Linked DNA regions of Mus musculus: region 1 is linked to region 2. A link is a contact called in ENCODE Hi-C or POLR2A ChIA-PET data. All regions are on one chromosome and are shown on one strand. Each heading gives the region's core, a stretch centred on a gene start or an enhancer-like site at or near the end of the contact. The rest is flanking DNA. Distances are from core to core; before and after follow the strand shown.

Evidence for each region. A loop is a pair of places that touch in the nucleus more often than their neighbours do. ChIA-PET counts read pairs that join two places held with the same protein, here RNA polymerase II (POLR2A).
Region 1: a loop to region 2 is called in a map of left cerebral cortex, with 9 times the contacts of the local background. The contact joins two enhancer-like sites. A Hi-C loop is called at or near these places in 1 of 37 maps with a recorded cell type or tissue (left cerebral cortex). POLR2A ChIA-PET finds 5 or more read pairs at or near these places in 1 of 5 experiments (embryonic stem cell).

What each region holds. Positions count from the first base shown.
Region 1 is chr14:30,317,466-30,320,165 of GRCm38, forward strand. The region is part of intron 3 of Cacna1d (calcium channel, voltage-dependent, L type, alpha 1D subunit); the gene reads right to left. Among named protein-coding and RNA genes, the nearest start is that of Cacna1d, 35 kb to the right of the region's middle. Within about 2 kb of position 1,407, at least 1 of the 3 ENCODE cell types and tissues checked has a DNase peak (open chromatin) inside an H3K27ac peak, as active enhancers do; it is left cerebral cortex, where a contact is called at or near this core.
Region 2 is chr14:30,124,163-30,126,862 of GRCm38, forward strand. Cacna1d (calcium channel, voltage-dependent, L type, alpha 1D subunit) reads right to left here. Exons shown (of 47, transcript NM_001083616.2): 12 at 620-780. Among named protein-coding and RNA genes, the nearest start is that of Gm52106, 53 kb to the left of the region's middle. Within about 2 kb of position 1,373, at least 1 of the 3 ENCODE cell types and tissues checked has a DNase peak (open chromatin) inside an H3K27ac peak, as active enhancers do; it is left cerebral cortex, where a contact is called at or near this core.

The sequences.
Region 1 (2,700 bases), core at 157-2,656, 190 kb after region 2:
TAACTTAATCATGTTTCTCTCATCCGAAATCATTTGTTTCAATACTCCTCATGTGCTAAATAACCTGGCTCCTGCAGACACTACATTCTCCTTTGTGTATTTTTAAAACTTTTTTTTTTGCTATAATTAACGCATCCCTGAGAATGTCAAGGTTCTCTTAGGCATCAACTGACGTCACTTTTTAAAAGTCAGATCTTGACTGTCTCTGTGATCTCAGCCTTATCCTCGCAGCCACACCCACCCAGAACATACCCAGTACTCTTTGGGTTATATCTGTTAAACACATGGTCACATGTGGATCCTAAAGGAGAAAAGATATGTAAACAAAGACTCTGACCATGCAGTGTGGTTACTGCGCACTGGAAGTATCTCCCTGCATTTACTGTCCCCCACCCAAGTAGCCTCAAGAGCACAGTGACGCCCGTGCACCACAGTGACGCCCGTGCACCACAGCTCAAGCACACCACACGTGAAGCCACAGCTCACGGCCACAGCTTGGCACTGGCAGAGGACAGCCAAGTTGTCACACTGAAGAATGACTTCTAACGAATGCATTTTCACTACCATTCCACCATAAAGCCAAAAGAAAACATAACTCAGACCACCATGAGTCAGGGATCACCTGTGGGAAGCCAGGGACTGTGTGGGCTACGTCAGAGACTCTAAGTCAGAGAAGGCTTTGGGGGGCTGGACTTAAAGTGGAAATCTTCAAGAATGGGAGGACAGGATTGGCAAAGAGTAACACAGGAGGTGCTCTTCATGCTGAGGGAATAGTTTCTATTAATGGTCCCGGTCCAAAGACCCTGTTAATGTAATGTCCGCCAGAAAAACAGAGGCAGCACTAAGGTGTGAGAATCTGAGAATCGCTCACCAACCCACAGCACCGTCTCTACCTACCATCCCCAGACAGCAGGAGAGAGGCACAGCCTGCCAATCACGGACCTCCAGATGCTCCGCACAGTGTGGCAGGCAGGTCCTCGCTTACAGGTGCCAGGCTTCGCCCACGATGCAGCCAACCTTCTTGGATTCTTGGAAGGAAAATTAGGGAAGCGATCCTTCTGACTCACACGGTGCCCACCCTCAGGATACAGCGTGCAATCAGCACTGGGGGCAGGGGTAGGATGTGCATCCAAATGTGTCATTCTGAAGATGGGCACCGAAGTCACACATGCCCCAAACCCTCCTGCAGGCATCCTGTGGTCCCGGAAGGTTTCTGGAGCAGCACTGCAGGCACTAGCCTGCTGCTCTTGACTCTTACACCCCCCATTATCAAAGCACAGCCACTACTATCTCAACCAAACTGACCGGCTCCGTTCTCCTACCTCCAGTCTATATGCAACCTCTCCTGATTTCAACTGAATTTACAATCTGTATTTCAACCAGAAATCACAGTCACAGTGGCAACCTACTTACTATGCCTCCAACATAAATAAAAAGTATTTTATTTCTCGGGAGCAACTGCCAGCTTGATGCAAAATAATTCTAGCTAGCTTATGACTAAGCTTTTATTCAAGAGAAATACCGAAACCAAAAAGGGATATAGAGGGAATGGGTGAGAACCGAATACTTGTGTGTAACAAAGGCATGTAAGTGAATAGGCCATAAATTACAAATGGGTGACAACGGAAGAATTCATTGTCAGTGTTACAAGCAACTGTAAAAAATACATAAACATAATTTTAACGTAAGTGATGGTATGAGTTGCTCAACCCACTGAGGATATTTTTCAGCATAGTTGGTGTATTATTCATACACAATAAATATGCTGTTTTGTAGATGTTGCACAAGTCGATAAGCAGAGACTCTTATGTAACCAGTAGAATAGTCCTACTTCTTTCACAGTAGCTATGCTCAAATATAAGAAAATTTGGGTTCTACGGCTGGCCATAAGTAGAATCTGACTACTCATCACTTTGATTCAAATCCTGATGCTAAAATCAAAGACTTAATAAGATTTGGTAGGAACATGCATACCAAAACCCATAATAAATTAGTTTTAAAAAAACCAAACTGATCAACATGTAGAAAGGGTATTAAGAACAAGTGTTTATCCAGGGAACACAAAATTGGCTTAACATCTAAAATTCAATGGATCCAAAGAAAAAACTTTATAATTATCTCAATATATGCATAAAGGTATCGAATAAAATTCAACATCCTTTCATAACAAAACTTTCATCAAAGTAAAACAGAACACTTTCCCAACCAGACCTAGACACCTATACACAATCCACCACTCACTGTGCTCCGTGAGCAGGGAACACTTCCCCTCTCTGCTCAGGAAGGCAAGAGAGCCACACTCCTGTCATTCCATCTCAACACTATGGTGGAGGGTCTGGCCAATGCTGTGAAGCAAGAAAATACACACACACATGTGCATGCACATATACACATGTACATATACATATACACACATGCACACACAAGCACACATACTGCATAAACACATAAACATACACATATACACATATGCACATACATATACCCATACACAGACATATACATACACACACACACACACACACACACATATATATATATATATATATATATATATATATATACACAAGTACACATGCAAGCAAGTGTACACACAGACATGAAAAAAGGATGTAAAACTGTTTTATTATTCACACCATGATGGTGTTTAAAGAAAATCTTTTTAAAATCTTCAAATAAATACTGGAAATAATTAGTCAT
Region 2 (2,700 bases), core at 123-2,622:
GAGCTGGGGTTCCAGACATACATTGCCAGGCCTAGCTTTTCACACGGGTGTTCTGCGGACCTGAAGTCAGCCCTTCATGCTTACACAGCAGTTACTCTGCTTACCCAGTCATCTCCAAAGTTCCAAAGTGTGTGTGTGTGTGTGTGTGTGTGTGCACGTGTGTGTGTGTAACAAAAAATGATGTCCCACAGGCTGAGAGTAGCAGAAGCGAATATACAGAAGGACAGCTCAAGAATTCTAAACTGTCCGGTCTAGAACGGGCTCTTTTGGAGATGGCCTCTATGTACCCCTGTTCTAGTCACTTAAAGTAGCAGAATCAAAATTACTGACCAAATATACTAAAGTGAGGGTAACTCTTCCAATATGGCAGGGAGAAGTGCCTCTCAATTCCAAAATTCCTTGGTCCTGGGCTATCTCAAGTTTGGGGCCTAAGTTAGCGGACACTGCATGGTGTGAGCTGTACATCTGTCCCAGGGCTTGCTTGAGTCTGAATGGTTCTTTACCATCTCAGTTAGTCCTACTAACTTATTCTACCACAGCTGGATACTGACCAGCAGTTAGCAGTTAGCTACTGACAAGCATCTCAAATTCAGAACAGAAGAACACCTTCCGGCCATACCTTGAATCTGTGTCAGCCAGTCTGGCTGATTGTAATGCTCAGAGGAAATAGTTAAAGTGTTGAGAAACACCAGGACAATCACCAGCCAGTAAAACGTGACAGACTTCACGGCAGCCCTGCACCTCCTGCGATTGAACCGGTTCCAGCGACGCCATCGACGGCTGAAAAACAAGCAAACGTTGCTCCCTAGACCATGGGTGAGTATGGCATCTCAGAGGCCGACCAACTTTACTGAGTAATAAAGGCTGACTCTATAGCGTAGGCAGGAAAGACAGGACCCAGCAGCACAGAAGTGAAGAAGAGGCCCCATGATGTAAACTGCTGGTCTGAACATATAGCTCTAAAAAGTATAATTGTGAAGGAATCGTGCTCTCACTTCCCCTCCGCTGGCTATAAATAACTGCAGGGTCTGACATATGCAGCCTGCAAGTGGGTTAGAGAACCCAGACATCCACAGACTCACGAGCAGATTCAAGGCTGCACCGGTACACACACGAAGCTCTTGTAGGCACCGTGTAGCTTGTGATCTGTGGAGGTCGGTGGGGCAGGACCACTCAGCTTAGTATATGTGTCTTGTGTAGCAGCTTAGTCGTTACAGAGAAACGATTTGACAGAGAAAAACAGTCCGTGGCCATAGCTTTCTGTTTAGGGAAGCCTTTAATCCTTTCTCAGGTCTCTGCCGTTCCTCTGGCGCCTCGTAGGTGTCAAAGCTGAGTGGGACATGTGTCTTCGTGCTGAGTCACCAGGTGCCCTTCCTAACTAGCAATGCTCAAAATATACCTTTAGGAGAACATCCAATATTGAGTCGTGTTTTCATAAAAATAAAATGAGCAGAACCAAACAGACATGTGACATGTCCCCGCCCACCTTCCCGTCTCTGTTTGTAATTAGAGGAAGACATTTTCTCCCTCTGCCTGTCTCCTTGTGGAAAACATTCTCCATCTCCTTGCCACAAGAGGACAGTTACGGACCACAGACCTAGAATCCAGGAACGAACCAGCCAGGCTGCAAAGTCCCTTTTCTCCTGGCCTTGCTTGCCTCAGTGTCTGGGAGGAGGGCACTTCCTCTAGGTATGACTTAGGAGGAAAATCTAAGCTGCCTCAATGTAGCCCCAGCTGGCTACATTGTAGCCCCGGCTGACTTGGCTGTGTTGCTATGTCAAACACATAGAACCCAGGAAGGCTGCAAAGGACAGGCTTTGAGTAGATCTGGATCCAGCAAGTTGTGCCTTGTTTTTATTCTGCTCTGCAGTTTTCAATGGGACAAATGGCACAGATAACTCTACTGAGGACTCTTAATAGCTCACAGCTGAGTTTCCTGGGATACATGATCCCATACACATAAGTAAGGTGGTCCCAAAATGCTATGCTTGGTGGGTCTACCTTGTACAGCAGTGATAAGCTACATGTGACTTCAACATCGAAGACCTCAGTGCTGTATCCCCTGGAAATGTGTAACACCACCAGCCTGACTCTCCTGGGCTCGATTATGTGTGGGTGGTATGAAAGTCTGCACTCCTGAACACTGGCTATGTAGGTGTCTGGTGCCGGTAACTGGAGATGCATATGGTACAGTTCCAGGGTTGGTGGCCTTGACAGGCATGAAGGGTGGTGGACAAATGACAACTGCAAAATTTACACCAAGTCTAGTCCCAGCTTTAAGAGAAGGGCTGGACCTCAATGATTAAGAGATTTCCTGAGGCAATTGAAAGTCTTCACGGAGGACACTCCAGGCCAAAGACCCTGGAGACGAAGGCACCAAGGCAAGACACCTATGAGGACAGGTCAGTCCAGAATGGCTACAGAGCAGGGGAGGAGTCCAGAGGAATGTTAAAGGCTGAGGCAGGGGATGAGAGGCAGATGCTAAACTAGGAAACAGGGCTGTGGTCTTTTGTAACAGAGACCCACAAAACAACTCTGTACTGGCTAGTTTTGTGTCAACTTGACACAGCTGGAGTTATCACAGAGAAAGGAGCTTCAGTTGAGGAAATGCCTCCATGAGATCCAACTGTAAGGCATTTTCTCAATTAGTGATCAAGGGCGAAAGGCCCCTTGTGGGTGGGACCATCTCTGGGCTGGTAG